Regions from separate parts of the Homo sapiens genome. Here region 1 is linked to region 2. A link is a loop called in an ENCODE intact Hi-C map of the cell type or tissue named here. Cell type or tissue: PC-3. All regions are shown on one strand. Each heading gives the region's core, and the rest is flanking DNA. Links, peaks and the distances in the headings are about the cores only.

Evidence for each region. A loop is a pair of places that touch in the nucleus more often than their neighbours do. Peaks named below come from ENCODE experiments on the same cell type or tissue, not always from the same donor. Only the 100,000 strongest peaks of a DNase experiment are listed, where the experiment ranks them.
Region 1: a loop joins it to region 2, with 4 times the contacts of the local background. A loop is called at or near these places in 1 of 110 quality-filtered maps.

What each region holds. Positions count from the first base shown.
Region 1 is chr12:78,120,046-78,126,395 of GRCh38, reverse strand. NAV3 (neuron navigator 3) reads right to left here. Exons shown (of 40, transcript NM_001024383.2): 16 at 3,968-4,456. Among named protein-coding and RNA genes, the nearest start is that of LINC02424, 240 kb to the left of the region's middle. In PC-3, for the core only: a CTCF peak has its summit at 5,341 (motif pointing right); no DNase peak of the experiment used is centred there.
Region 2 is chr12:77,935,213-77,945,712 of GRCh38, reverse strand. NAV3 (neuron navigator 3) reads right to left here. Exons shown (of 40, transcript NM_001024383.2): 2 at 5,277-5,394; 3 at 4,580-4,632. Among named protein-coding and RNA genes, the nearest start is that of NAV3, 110 kb to the right of the region's middle. RefSeq lists an enhancer at 4,996-6,195. In PC-3, for the core only: no CTCF peak of the experiment used is centred there; a DNase peak (open chromatin) is centred at 5,512; H3K4me3 peaks cover 1,705 bases; H3K27ac peaks cover 2,027 bases.

The DNA.
Region 1 (6,350 bases), core at 3,843-6,342, 180 kb before region 2:
CTGGCATGTGGATAAGCAAAGTGTAAAATTAATTAAAATTGCAGAATTATAGCTTTCTTCCTTTAGGACATCAAATGATCAAAATTAAATACACAGGATACGCATAATGGGGATGATATAACATGAATGTAAAAAGGCTGACCTAAAATTTGATCACTCAAACCAAAGCTAAAATGTTTTCTTCTATGTGTACTCCATTATTTAGCACTGAAATCAAAAGCATCCAAAGGCTTTATACAACTTTAACTTTATCGGTAATAGCCATGTAAGGTAATTGCTTATACTGTGTAGAGGCCAGTTACAGTATATATGTTGACTATAGAAGTTTTCTTAAGTACTGTGGATAAACAAACAAAATAAATTATATTGAACAAATATGAGAAATCTCCAAATATGAACCACATGTGCTAAGGCATTTATGTGGTCATAAGTCATTTTAAGGATTATTTATTTCCATGTGTACAAGTTAAAGTTTAATGCCACAAAGAATATGAAAAGTTGGTATTCTTCTGCCAAACTCATCCAGTTGTATAAAAATTATATATTTATATGATGAAGAGCAATTTAATGAAAAAAATTAGAATAAATACATTTAAAGTTACCATAATAATTTAAAGCTTTATTTAGAAATATGTTTGAATCTAGATATTAATGATTTTCTAACATAGACAATTTCTGCAAATCACCAAAGGTTGCAAACTCATATGCCAGCAAGGGCCAGATAGGGCATGAAAACGAATGGGGATTTCAGTCAACAGTCTGAAGCAGACAGGCACTGACTGCCTAGAGCCAATAGTTTCTAGGCAGAAATGTCAAGGCAGCGTTGCCAGATCTGACATTTAAAGACAAACCCAGAATTTGCAAAGTTGGTTACTACAAATTATTTAAAAATTTAGTTGAGTCAGACACATGAAACAAAACCCAAAACAAATATAGACTAGTTATGGCTCAATGGCCACCAATGACCTAGAGCAGCTGCAGAAGAGAAAACTGTTAAAAAGTGTATTTTATTATTTTATTTAATTTAATGAAGAGGAATTTAAACAAAAATTAAAATCTATAGGAAAAGCTACCGATTTAAATATGAGTATCAAAAAATCATCTAAAATTGTAGACAAACAGGTAAATCATGAACTTATATACATCTTTATTATATATCGCTAATTAACTTGCCTTAAAATTTACATTAACACATTTTCTCTCTGGTGTAGTTCTTTGGTTTTCTTAGCATTTCTGACATTCTACTGATCAATTAATTAACCATAATGAAGCCAGTATCACCCACTAGATCTACTTTTCTCTTCAATAGGTCATAAACTTTCTTAAATGTACTTGAAAGGATTAGAGCAATTTGCTATTGCTTGCATTTCTATTGTCAAGAAAACAAAAAGCTCAGTGTCTTATATTAAAATTTATTTTAATCTAGTAATTTACTGGAAGGCACTAATTAATATTAATATTATACACTATAGCTATGTAGTTAACATGTACTTTTTACAGCTTAATATTCATTAATGCATTTTATTAAGGCTCAAAGGCAAAACATATTTATCCAAAATTAGTTTAAAGTTTATTTTAGAAAAAGTCTTTATTTGGCCATTTTAATGTAGGAATACTCCCATTTTAAAAATTGGCCTATTTCAGGCTGGTGCCACGGCTCACACCTGTAATCCCCACACTTTGGGAGGCCAAGGAGGGTAGATCGCTTGAAGTCAGGAGTTCGAGACCAGCCTGGCCAACATGGTGAAACTTCATCTCTACAAAAAATACAAAAATTAGCCCAGCATGGTGGTCCGCTCCTATAACCCCAGCTACTCAGGTGGCTGAGGCATGAGAATTGCTTGAACTCGGGAAGCAGAGGACGCAATGAGCTGAGATGGCACCACTGCCCTCCAGCCTGGGCGACAGAGTGAGGCTCCATTTCAAAACAAATAAATAACATAACATAACATAACATAAATAAAATTGGCCTATTTCAAAGACTGAACATGTACAATAAATAAATCTGCTTAAAAAGAATAAGAAATTGCATATTTTCTAGTGTATTTCCATAGTGAAAATTTTATTGACTTCAGTTAAAATATAGATTAGAGTAAAATATTAAAACTGCATTTTGGTTATAGCTATGCAACTAACCAATCTTTCATCTAGTTTTGATTTGAATGTTACTTGGTTATAAATAGTTACTTGACTTTATTTCTGAATCTTGGATTAATGTCTAAATGCTGAAGAAATAGGCTGATGGCTAAATGGCCAACTTGTTGCAGATTATCTTAATAATTAAAAAATGACCAGTTTTGTGGAAGGTGGTTGTGGTTAATAAATGATAACCTATTTGCACTATGTTTGGTTTGGTTATCAAGTTGATATTTAGAATCCTTACATATGAGCATACAATCTAGGATACATTCATTAAAACTATAGGTTGTTTATCTATTTTAATATAATTCATTCATTAGAAGTTTTATAAATGACATGTGAAGATGCCCATTTACCTTAGAAGTGCTGAAACTAGAATCAAAGATTTTACAGGAAGCCCGACATTTTAGGTGGAAAAATGAACCCTTACTGGTCTTTACGTATGCTGTCTATAATAGCATATAACAGCAAAACCATAGGGAAATGGTTACATTTTATTTGCTATCACTGAGCTGTTTGCCTTGGCCCAGTTTTTTTCTTTAGGAGGAAAAATGTATTTTGTAATTAGCAGCCCACCATAGGAAACACCAATATTTTAGTTAGTGTTAAAATTACTTTATCATCGGGAAGCCCCATTTGCACGGCTGTCCCTGTCTCATTGTTAGGCAAGTAGGAAGTAAAGAGGGAAAGAAGCAATGTTTTGCTCTGGGTTTTGTTTTTACAAAGTCAAGAGAAAATGGGGAATTTCAAATTGGGACATCCTACATTAAAGGGAAACTGGCGTAATGCAGAGAGTGTCTAGCTAAGGGCTTTAATTGATGTTTAAAAATATCATTCCGGGAGTAAGGCTGAAGGTCTAGAAAATAAATGCCATCATCAATATCAGAGTTAAAAAATAAAAATAAAAAAAAAATAAAAAAAACAGGGGAAGACATAGAAAGATATATCAGGTATTTTACGTGACCAGTATTTCTTTCCACATGTGGCCAAGACCATGTTTAAAGCTTTACTTATGTCAAGAGACAAATAGCATTGCATTTATCAGGAAAAAGAAGTGGTTTTAAGACATTTTCCTGGTGGTAAGAGTCAGTACAGTATAATCAAGAGAGGATCACTTTGAGGAGAAAATTTAGAGTGATTTTGCTCAAAAGGGATGCTTCACAGTAAGCATATTAGGTAAGAAATGCCTTGCTATGTCCTCTACTTTAAGTTTATATATATATATAAAGCCAATGAGAAACACTTTGTAATATGATTACTTTTTAAGCAGTCTATTGAAAATGGCACTGACACTATAATTTTCTCTAATGATTCATGGCTGACAATTGATTTTTTTTTTTTTTTTTTTAACCAGGCCAACTAGGATTTCCCAGCAATCCATCTGCTATTTTTTCATAGAAGTACAAATGGAACAAATTTAACATATTGCTCTGAGCATAACTATAGAATAATTTCAATTTGGTCTTTCAAAATGCTTAAGTCATCATAAGGAGCTAGTGTTGTTCTGAAGCTTAAGCCAAATCATTAAAATGTCTTCAGGAGACCTCATTCAATATCTAAATACATTCCTTGAATTTTATTCACATTGCCTACTGGGTATAAATGTATGCATTCATATTAACAAAATTATCCACTCACCCTACCTTTAATGATTCTATTCCTCTGTAAATTTGGTAATGAGAGCAAATGAAAGGCCCGGTTTCATCAGTCTTACATCTTTTTGCACCGGGGCACTCACAGTGAAATCAAGGGAATTTAATGGGGTGGGGGTTAGGCATAGTGCAGGGAAGAGGGGGAAGATGTTATCAATGCCTCCAGGAAAGCTCACCTTTCTGAGAGAGTAGATCTCACACTACCCGTTCTCATGAGCAGGCTCTGGACCTCGTGAGTGCCTGTGGTCAGTCCAGACAAGGAGCCATGATGGCTGAGGGGGAGGTCAATGGACTCAGAGCTCGTGTGGAGGCTAGTCATGGACTGGTAGCTCGGAGTATCCTTGCTGCCTGCAGAGGAACTGCTCATATTGGCAGCCCACACGAGACCACCTGATGTGAAAGAGTGAACCGATGCTGGGCTGGAGGCCAACGAGTGACTTAAGCTTATAACATCTGTAGTTAAGTCTGAGGGTTTATTGAAGAGAGGGCTGCTGCTGCCGCTTAGCCCACCAGCACTGCCCATGCTGCCCGTACCGGACGACGGTGACTCCAGACTGCCTTGCCGCGCTAATGTGGTACTAGGGCTGGGCATTACTGAGGAAGATTTCACACCCTCAGTATTAGGTGCAGAGGCAGATTTGCCACCTGCCTTGGCACCAAACAACCTAAAAGAAAAACAAATAACAACTTCAGTTGTTCCAAGAAGCTAATATCCACATTTAATATTTCGGGTTACAGTACACAGAGCCAAGTGTGCTTTGATGTACTGAACTACAAAGCACTTCCTGTCTCTATGTTAATGAACTTTTATAAGCTTGGACTTCTTTATCAAGTGCAGAAAATCTCTCATATAAGGGTAGGTCAGTACTGAGCTGCTACTAGGGAAAGAGGGGAAGTGGGTGGAACAAAAGTAAGTCAAACATGAAAACCCCTGGTTTTCATAATTTAAGTGATCATGAGACTTTCACTCAAAGTCAGTAGTTTGACCATATACTTGCTGTTACCTATTTACAGAACCATTATAATGAAACAACTTCTACGCATTCGATAGACAACACTTAAATGAGCTCTTCTCTTTTTTTTTTATTTTTAAATTTTTAAACAGTTTATTCAAAATCTAGATGGAACGCTTAAAGCAAGTTTAGGGAGTTGTGTTGAGTATCTGGTGGTCTGAGTCACTGTCAGGGAGCAGTTGGTTGGAAACAATATTGACATTGTCGGCAACAAGTCAGTTTGTCTGTATTTTCCCCAGCAGAGGCCAAAGGGTTTTATGTCAGTTGCCAGTGCTATTCAAATACATTTTTTAATAGTGATTTGAAACAGAGCTGGTGCTGTTAGATTTTGGAGTTTAGTTCAGAAAACATTTTAGTTTTGTAAATGAAGCAGATGGTAGAATCAAATTTATGTAAATATGGAAATACAATGATATGAAGTAATGGCATAATGATTACTAATTGAGTTGCAATGAAATCCATATTTCCTACAGTGAAATATTTTATGACGAATATGAGAAATTGTTTCATAGGTAATGGGCCACAGGAGGGCACTATTGGCTTTTACTTAAGAAACAGAAATATTTACTCTCCCTATACGCCATAATTCATTCTTCCCAATGAGAATCAGTATTTTAAAAAGACAGTTCTGCAGCATTAATATTACTACGGAGGAATAAAGCCTTTAGGTTTTTCAAACAATCAGGTATCTGAAATTGCTTTATTGTAAAATAAATGTTTCAAAATCTTTCCTTTCCAAGATATCAAAGTTCTGGGTTTAGTCAACAGAATAAAAACAAACATTAAAAATATTGAACCCATAATGAACTATAAACCACACTCTACCATTTTGCAGATGAGAAAACAGACTCAGAGAGGTTTAGATATTTGTCCCCAATTTTTAACTGCATTTATTTTCCTACCACTTAAAAACACATGGGTATTTAAAAACAGTGATATCTTAGAGCAGAACTTCACATATTTAACACCAAAAACAATCCAGGAACAGAAACCAAGTCATGATCCTTACCAGAGTCATGTCAAAGAAAGCAGATGAAGAGTTAGAAAGCTTAGCCCACTCTTCAGTTGTGATACTGTACCAAACACTGGAATAGTTTCAAATTATGTCATATCTTGATTGTCTTTAATGTGTCAAGATATGACACTGTATAAATCTGTCCAATGGAATCTGTTACAAGGAAAACAACTTCATCTACATTTATGATCACCAACTCATTAAGAGCCAGCAAGAAAATGACACTGGAAATGAATGCCAAAAGTCATGAAAACCTATTTGGTTTTAATTTTTAATGTGAAAAGGAGGAATGGAAATCTATAGAAATTTTACAAGCTATTACTTTGCCTTATCACTACACTTAGGTATTACCATCAGCTTTTAAGTCTCTTAGATGTTGTTTGTGTTGCTAGTATCACAATGACAGTGAAACTTTGAAGTTTGACTGTTTCTCAAAATGAGAACTATTTTTTTTGCTAGCTGTTTATATGATAAGCTTCATAGAGCTCACTGTGTACTTTAAAGAATTCTAAGATATATATATACCTTATA
Region 2 (10,500 bases), core at 4,360-6,859:
ATGAAAAGCAAGCACATTAATATTATCTAAAATTCTGAAGTTGTTATATTAATTTAAATTCCTCTAGTTTCTATTTAATATACTTTCTTTTCTACTTTGAAATTATTTAGTATATTTGATGTACATAAAATAATACATGTAACACTTATGTAAGTTGTAAAAGCAGAATAATATAGTACATTATACCCTACAGAACTAGAATCCTTCAAATAACTTGCCTCTATTTATGTGTTTCTTCCCTGTTCCGGCCATAATCCTTTCAGTGGTAGCTGCTATGTAGAGATTTGTGTTTATACAAATATGTTACATACATACTTTTTTCAAGTATCCGTATCTTCACCCCATCATAACCTTTTATGACATGATACAGAAACAAATGTATCCCTATTGTTTTCCAATATCAAATCTTCCACACAGACCAAAATTTCCTCCTCTTCTACTTCCTTTAGGACTTGGTATAGTTACTTACCACTTCATTCCTCTGAACCCTTTCCTTTCCCTCTACTGCTTCCTCCTTCTATGCTTTCTTCCCCCCTTGCAAAAACTCCCCTCAACTCTGTCTTCTTCTCAAGCTATTTATTTTTTTTTTTTCTCTAACAGTGTCTTAACAGGACACTCTTAGAAAAATTATTCATGACTCAATGGATATTGGCACTTCTGAGTTACTTTTTAACACGTTATTCACTCTACAGAATATGTTCACATACAGGTAATCAATGCCTATCCAATTACCAAAAAGAAATACCACATTCCAGTATACCAGCTATTTAGCTGCATAACATTTGACAGCATGTTACACATTCTGCTCATCTTACTTTGCCCTGACTTGCTGGGGTAGTCCACGTATTAGAGCTTCAGCTACTGCATCTTCCCTAAGGATTAGCAGTCCACATCTGTGATTCTGTTCCTCAACAATAGTCTCACTCTCTCAACACTCTTTCCCTTTCCTGACTCCTATACCTCTATCACATAAATATTTATATTTCCTAGAGTGAAAAACCTCAGGTTTCTTCTCCTGTGACTTCATGCAGACCTCCTGTAAGATTCCATTCTTGTCCATGGTTTCAAATATTACCTATTTTTTCAGTATATTCTAACCAATACTCTTTTCTGACCTTCAGAAACACATGTCTAATAGCCTTAAGTTTCCTCCAAATTGATGTTTTAATAGATACATCAAGTTCCACATGTTAAAATATGAATTCATCACCTTCCTCCCTCCACCTTTTTAAGAAATTTTTTTCTGCTTCTATAATAATAATCTTGTTTAATGGTAATTACTTACCCATTCAGGCTAAAAAATTGGGGCCATTTTAAGCTCCCTGTACTCTCCGTCACCCACATTCAACTGGACACCAACACTTACTTACTTTATAATCCCCATAAAGCATCTAGGGTGATCTTTTAAAGTATTTATATTGGATCATACCACAGCCCAGCTTTAAACATCTTCCAAAGTCTTCCTGAGTTAGAATACCATACCAACTCCTTACTTTGGCCCTACACTATCAGGCTTCCTTGTTCCCTTCAAACAACTCTCCTTGTGCCTAATCCACGGTGCTCTTCTATTTGTTTGTGGAATGCACCAAACTTACTCCATTCTCAGTCGTTTTTGTTCTCGCCTATGTAACTGTTGCTGTTATTTATCTAAACATTTGCTCCTCCAATTCTCAAGTGTAGTTCATCCAAATGTTATTATACTTTGTACTCAGTGCTTAGTAAATATTGATTACATGTGAATTACCTGGCTACTATGGAAATTTATCAATACATTGTAGATTCATACAACAAAAGGGATCTTCTATTCTTAAAGGCTTAAAATGATTCAATAAAGGGTAGCAAGTTTAACATTTAAATAAAAACAATTCGTGATTAAAAATAGCAGCAGACCTAATTTTACTTTATCTTTTGTTATTAAGCACCAACAGCAACCAAAGGCCACAAGAGACCAGGTATACAAAAAGAGGTGGCCAAAGTAGTCCTATGAGCAAGTATACCACTCACTCTTACTAATGTAGCACCTCCCAGTGTTATGCAATCAAGGAACAGGCAACATCCTGTTTGGAGTAGATACATGAAATTCATAAGCCTAGTCATGCTATCATAATTATCTTTCCTTTTCATTCTTGTCTCAATTAAAGTCTGGAATTTTTATTCACTAATAGTGCTTACACAAATTCTTAAGAACAGAGGCAAAAATAATTCAGCCAAAAAAGTTACATTTATTTCATATGTATTTTTCTGAATCAAGAAATTGAAGGCATGCCAACTTCAGATTCAAAATTCAACCACATCTTAAAGAAATGAGGATCTAAGTCATTCTTAGTCAATATTCGATATGATTCCAACTAATGCTTTTTGGCTGAATAAACTACCTTTTTTATAGCATTTGCATTTCTTAGACTGTGGTCTTTCTATTTTGTTTTAATCAGAAGTGGAAATATCAACATAACTTGCATAATATCTGTAACATGATATTTTGCAGTTAACAGGAATAAGAAGTAATAAAAAAATTAACAGAGTCTGAAACTCAAGAGACTCTTCACAGATTTGTAGAATCTCTAGGAACAGCTGTTTCAGATAAATAGGTAAAAACAGCATCTCTATTAACCATTGTTATGAGCTTTGGAATTGTTTTTCCATCACTGAGTATAAGCTTGCCTGTTTATTGAATTCTCTGTAATCCCAGAATCAAATTGGAATGATAGCCAAGTAGGTAAGAGTTTCTAGACTTAAAATGTTTTATATTATTCAACACCTCCTCATGGTAAAAATAATGAAAGCAAAAGCAACCATGTTGGGTTTAAGAAACATAATTATGGTTTCAGGGGACTGTTGAGCTTTTTAACTGAAAGCCTTAAAAATCTTTTAACAGGTGTTAATCCACGCATGTGTCCTTTACAAAGTTTGTAGCAATACTATTCTGCATTGCATTTTAGTTGTGTTAATAAAGGATGTTCACATACATATCTCATTGTCACATTCTAATTAAGGTTCATTTTACAGATGAGAAAGCTAAGGCTCAAAGAAGTTACATATTTTTCTCAACATCACACAGCTTATTACTGTATCAAGGTCTAAATGTCTTCTGATTTGGCTTGTTCACAGTAAAACCTCAGAAAACAACTGTAATTAATTCCCACAGAGTCACTTAGAGTAATTAGATCAGGAAGTTTCCTTAAAACTGAAGGATTGTATAGAAATCCTTTCTTTTACAGTGATTTTTTTCACAACCATATACACAGAGTTCATGACATCATAATAGGTCCTGGGAGTAATTATTTTTTATTTATTTATTTTATTATTTGATTTTATTATTTATTTATTTATTTATTTTTTCGAGACAGAGTTTTGCTCGTATTGCCCAGGCCGGAGTGCAATGGCACAATCCTCGCTCACCATAACCTCCGCCTCCCTGGTTCAAGCGATTCTCCTGCCTCAGCCTCCCGAGTAGCTGGGATTATAGGCATGCGCCACCACACCTGGCTAATTTTGTAATTTTAGTAGAGACAGGATTTCTCCATGTTGGTCAGGCTGGTCTCGAACTCCCGACCTCAGGTCATCCACCCGCCTTGGCATCCCAAAGTGCTGGGATTACAGGTGTGAGCCACCACATCTGGCCAATTATTTTAAAAATATACATGATAGTTAATCACTTTTAGAAATAAATTATGTTTATTATTTTGGATTTCAGTTTTCTGACATTAAGTAAAGTAGGTCAGTATATTTTAAAAGTTCATAGATTTTTTTATTCTTCCAAGTTTCTGACAACTAAGAACTCATTAAATTCATTTAAAATGCCTATTCTGTGCTGAAGAGTTTTGGAGAAAGCTTCATCTTGTGGATTTCGGCTGTCATTCCTGATTATATCTGCTTGATGTAACTTTAGTTAAGGCATTTTATATTTCAGGTTTTCCTATAAAACTAAGTTGTGGCTTTTTAATTAAGAAACATATTTTTATCTCTATAGTTTATTACTCTTTGACTTTATTATAAAACTTGAAGTTTTTATTGGTTGATAAAGATAAGAGATAGCTGGGAAAGAGGCAGATATCCAGGCTGAAGGCTTTCTGGAAGAGACTACGAATCATATCTCAAAATCAGTCACTGCTCACCAAACTGACAGCAGCATGCCTTGAGAACTATTTCCAGAAGTGTTGAAGAGTCCATGTGTTTACACTGGACTTTGTTATGAACAAAGAAAATACTATTTATATATTTTAAAATGCCCATGGCAAAGCCTGTTCTTTAAGCCAGTTGTTCAGACAAAAATAATCCACTTAAAAGTAGAAATGAAATTTACTACCATTAAGACCAGTGTTAAATTATACAGAACAGCAGAACAAAAAAAAGTCAAGGATCTAATAAGACATCTGGAAATATGTCATGTGTATATAGGAGTCACTTAATGATGTTGATGTGCCTAAATTGAACCCACACAAATACATATGAGAGAATGGGATCAAATGGTTTCTTAAGCAGGAAGACATGCAGAAAAAAAATAATATCCATTTACAAATGCAATTAATTCTGGAAGTGAAGATCAGCATTATATATTGAGAATAAATATGATTCTTACCATCTGAGACTGACTTCTAGGACATCCATTGATATCTTCAACTTTTTCATTTGCTAAAGCCAAGAGATAAAATAAAAGAGAGAAAAAAAGAACGACATGCTTAAGCAATGAAGTGAAACACACACACGAAAACAGGAAAAAAAAAATACCAAGCAAAAATGCTCCTGCTACATATATTCTGTCTTCCAAGCAGTGTACAAGAAGACACACTTATTAGCAGCTGCCAATTCTATATGCACAAATCAGGCAAAAAAAAAAATGAGTGAGAAGGAAGTTGCTGCTAATTCTTTAGCCTGTGCCAAATGATTGCTGACATGAAACCTTTCACAATTGTCCCTGCTGGATCAGGATACAGTTTCAAGGCATCTCAGAGTGTATGAGTTGCTCCAGCTAACGAAATACACACATGGGAGACATATGGTTTAATGAAGCATTCATTTCTGACAGTTCGATTCAAATGATTCAATAAAGGTTAGCAAGTTTATGTATATAAAGATACAGTTCTAGTTATTTAAAAGTATGGCCAAACTGCCTTTTTCAAACATCCTCATATAAACATTTTAATTAAATCAGGGGAGAGCTACATGAATCTCAGAGACACATGGACCAGTTCAGTAAGGCGCTTAACTTAAGTTGTGCTTTACCAAAGAGATGGGAGCAGAGACTTTCATGCTTTCTTTCAGAAGGAAGGGCTTACCAATAATCTGGATGATTTCTGCTAGGAGTACTCCATCTGCAATGTCTTGTTGCAAGTCCTTGATCAGCCGCTTGTGGCCTGATTTTGCTAGGTAGTGGTTGGCCCAGTCAGTGTAAATCTGTTGAACAGAGAGAAGGAAAAAGTGAGATGGGGTGAGGGAAAACAGAGACAATAAAATGCTGAAGACAAATGTTGGATTCAAAGGGAAGCTATTCTGGATCACATTCCAGTTTAAGAAGTCATAGCTCTAAAGGAAATAGTTGTAAAGTAATTTTTAAACAGCTCTTTCCCCAACTTATCTCTCATTTCAAAGGGGATGATTCACTCTCAAAATTAAGGGCTAGTCACTTGTGACAAAGCAAAACTTCCCTCTGGGATGACTACTGAGGAAACTCCCATTGCAAATCAGTTTGGGTTTTCTCTCTCTTTATTGTTTCTATCATTTTGAAAACAATCTTGCTTGTTCATGTAAAAGAAACCCACCTGGACTGATTTACATAGAAACATTACTATAAAAAATTGTGTTTCTCTGAGAACACTATTGAATTTGTCATGTGAGATACTGTATGTGACAAGATTTTGGCATCATTTTATGAGATAATTACAAATACCTTCCTGTCTAAGAAATTTGATTTGGATTGTCGTCTTCCATTTAAGCCTCTTGAAATGTGTTTATATGAGAGAATAGAGGCAGCAAATGGAGTTATTACACAGAAATTACAATGTAGAATTCAGAAGTGGATTATAAGGCACAAAATTGACAATTTGACATAAAATAGAGGTGTCTCTTCAACAGCAGATCATGATATACAGAAAAGCTGAAACTCTACAAAAATTTCACAAAAATAAAACATTGTTAATTTTTTCAATTGAATAGAATACTTACTAATTGTAAGGGAAAAATAAGCATGAAGATTTCAGCTTTATGGGTGGTACATATGCATATATTAGTGGATTTATTACAAGGCACTCTATGATGTGGTGTAACAGAAAAACAAAATATTTGAAATGAGAATAGAAGAAAGAAAGTAAGAAATACGCTTGTTAAAATTATTGTTAGAAGCACTGGAATTAGAACTGGAAATAACATAGAACCTAGGCCTGAGAAGTGAGGAGAAGGACCTTCCTTGCAGTGGGTATAACATATAGAAAAGCCGACAGGCAAAGAAATCTAGGACACAGCAGTAAAAACTGTAATTGAGGCAGAATGTCTAAAATTAGGGAAAATTAGGCTGAAAAGGTAAGTTGCATTTTATAGTTATGAACACTAAATGCCAAGCATGTTAAAAACTTTTTAAACATTTCTAACAAAGCAAATTCACATTTAAAAAAGTAATAATAATAAACCAGAAGTATAGAAACTAAAAAATGAAAGTCTCCCCACAACTTTCAACCCTGTCCATTTTTGAATAATTTGGTATGAAGAGTTCCAGAATTGATGTATCTACACCGCACTTCACACCATGCCACAGAACACACACACACACACACACACACACACACACGAGATCACATTTTAAACCAAATTTGGCTCAAATTTTACATATTATTTTGCAGTTTCAAATTTATAAGTAACAATATTTTAACAGCTTTTCTAAGAGCCATTTCATGTATGTTCATCTATTTTTAATATTGCATTATATATATCAATCCCCCAGTTGATAGATATTTGACTTGTTTAAATGTGTTTCTATTATATCTAAAGTTGCAAGAGACAGCCTGACATATGTACCTTCCTGAACTCATATGCTAGTATTGTTATATGTCAAAAACCTAGAAATGGGGCTGCTAAGTGTTTTGAATGAATCTTGGGTCTAAATATCACAAGATTACAACACAGAAGAAAAAGTGTTCCTTTCTATTAGAAAATACAAAGTAGTCCTACTGGCATCATAAGACTAGTACATATCTGGTGGTGATTAAGTTTCTTGAAAGATGTAAACAACTGGAAGCATCCCATTGCATAAGAAAAATATATGTGAGAGCAAAATTGCATCTCCTTTTATTAATATCCATGATCTCTATGTTGAAGATATTGAAGGGTAAGAAAAATTACTTGCATAACTGTCTCCTGAATTAGCACACAAATACATGATTTTTAGGTGGATGCTTTTATTTGGTAATAATTTTTCTCAGTTAAGATTTGATTATATTTGTATGATCATACATTTTTTGGAAGGATTTTATACTGTTTAGAATTTAAAACATTGAGCACACTCCCCTTCTTAACACTTCATTTAAATGATAGAATTGTTTTGGCCTTCTAGTAGAAACTTCAGGTTAAGTCAGACTTGAGTTGTGCCGATCTGTCCATAGGCAAAGACTGGGGCCATGGGTTGAAAAAGGATTCACAAGGGTGAGGAGAATGAGTTCTGGAGTCAGACAGATCTGACTTGAGACCACTTACTACCAGTGGAACCCTGGACAAGTTACTTAACCTTCAGATTCCTCTTGTAAAAAAAAGTCTTGTTGTAAAACAAGGAGAAAAATAATACTTACATTATAGGATTGTGCCAGGACTAAATAAGATAGCACTTGTAAAGCATCTGTCACAAAGCTAGTCATGAAAAAACATGCTTGCTATTATTATCATCACATGGCATCTAGTTTTATTTTGCTGTGATAGCTTTCCAACAAATACTTGTTAAAGTTATAATTTCACAAATGTTAAGAAAATTGAGAAGGCTGGCATCAGAAGACTAAAGAAATTGTAGTAATTGCTTCTGACACTACTCCTATCACTAATTCTGCCTGCCTTCCACTTCACAGGTGTTGTGAATCTGTCTGCCATCTGAACTCAGGGAAATCTAAATAACAGATTAAGGCTGTCATATTCTCATTCAGACCTGTAATGTCTCTATTGTGGCACCACTTCCATCAAACTGTATTTCGTTGGTTTTGTTTTATGATAACATTAATTATACAAAAACATTTGTTTAAATAAAAAACAAAATGATATGAATGGAAAGTGAAAATAAGAATACTTTCATTCTCCAAATGCATGTCAACAGTTCCTTAGCCTTTATCCAAATTCATCCTGGGACTTAGGTGAGAAAACAAATGGGAGGCCAGCTAGTTGGCTTCAAGATACCTTGTTGGTAATACCTGTGTTTTAGCTCACAAATCATTTTTTGTTTGATCCAGAATTTCTTCCAGAGGAATCCCAAGCTTAAGGGCTTTGATATGTCCAGCATCTCTAATATCTGAAACTTTGCTCAGGCCGTATTTCTAACTTCAGCTGCAATCAGTGAGAGCAATGGCTATATAAAGAAATTTAATGCAAATTTAAAAATAATTGTAGTACACTTTATTTGTTCCTTCTAATAAACAGCTGTGTCTTCCATACTTAAAAGATACTTGAGACCCTCCAAGGAAATGACAAGAGAGGGAAAACCAGTGCCTTCCAAAAGGATATTATAATCTAGATGGTGAAATATTTCAAAAATTACAAAGTAACATGTAAATATATTTTAAAATATTATATACAAACATACTTCTCTCTTTCAAAATTGTATATGTGTAAGTTGAATACAAAGGTGGAAAAATGAGTTGTGTCTTTAAGGAGACTTCGAGCAAAGGACACATGGTATAAAAATGTATTTAAAACTCATCAATAAATGTACTGTAATGCCGTGATGAGAGAGAATACAAACAACCTTGTCAACTGTCATTAGAATGTGATCTTTAAATAAATACAACAGGATGGTGAAATCAGGTCCTGAAATTGGATTTGAACTCCAAAATTGCCCTCAGTTCATTATCACAAAAATAATAATCACAGTATTTAACATTTTAGTTTCAGCTGAATGAGTTACAAAATGTGCAGTAATGTATTTTGCAGGCTTATGCTATGAATTAATTATAGTTTTTTTAGTGAAGAAATTGGTATAATTGGGAACAATATCAAACTAATCATAATTCAGTGTTTGGTAATTTTTGTAAAAGGGTCATTGAAGATTTTAATCATGAATGTTCTGGCTAAAGCTTCCAATACGATTTATCTCTGGAAATCTGAAGCCAGTCTTCTTCGACTGTTTTGATGAACTTCAACGTGATGAATATAAATATCATCCCATCTAATAATTTTATCTCAAGGAATTCAGAAGAATTACTGAGATTGCGTTTACAAGAGGGCTACTTAGAAATTCTAGTACAATTGCATGCATAATCATTCATTAACCATAATTAAAAGTGATAAAAATCAAAGGTATCATGGTATATTTTACATTTATCAGTATGAATTTTGGGGCCTATTATGCAATAGCATGTATTCTTTGAGGAACAATTCACATTGTTGGAATGTCTGCTCTGCCACTTAATATTTGTGCAGACTTTGATTGAACATTTCTTTTCTCTAAATTCCCCAGTATTCTCATCTGTAAAATGGCAATAATATTATAACCTACTGATACGGTTTAGCTCTGTGTCCCCACCCAAATCTCATGTTGAATTGTAATTCCCAGTATTGGAGGAGGGGCCTGGTGGGAGGTGACTGAATCATGGGGGCAGACTTCTTCCCTTGCTGTTCTGATAGAGTTCTCATGAGATCTGGTTTTTCTGAAAGTGCGTAGCACATCCCCCTTGGCTCTCTCTCTTCCTCTGGCTCCCACCACGTAAGATGATCTTGCTTCTCCTTCACCTTCCACCATGACTGTAAGTTTCCTGAGGCCTCCCCAGCCATGCTACCTTTGGAGCCTGCAGAACTGTGAGTCTATTAAACCTCTTTTCCTTACAAGTTACCCAGTCTCAGGGATGTCTTTATAGCAGTGTGAAAACAGACTAATACCTCAACCAATGGAATTATTGTGAGGATTTAATGAATTTCTACTTTGGAATATGGACTTTCACTATGTTAAATATTGTTATTAGTAGCTCACTGCTTTAATATGAAATACATTTCCATTAACCATGAGAAATATTGTAAACCATTATTATTGTTAAACTCTTAAATCATATATATTCATCCAAATATAGTTTACCTAACTAATTAAGGAAAATTGCAGGAAGTTGTAATGACCTTGTAGCTTCATCATTTGCCTCTATGATATTTCTCTTACAGTGCTCATTATTCACTATAAATATGAGGATGAAATAGAAGGCAACATATATGATACCATATTTCTTTTGAGAAGTGAACCTGCTATGAAGAAACAACATCAGAAAAAGATCTACTCTGATTTTCCTTGAAGTCCTAAACATTTGTGATTTTTTTTTACTACTGACA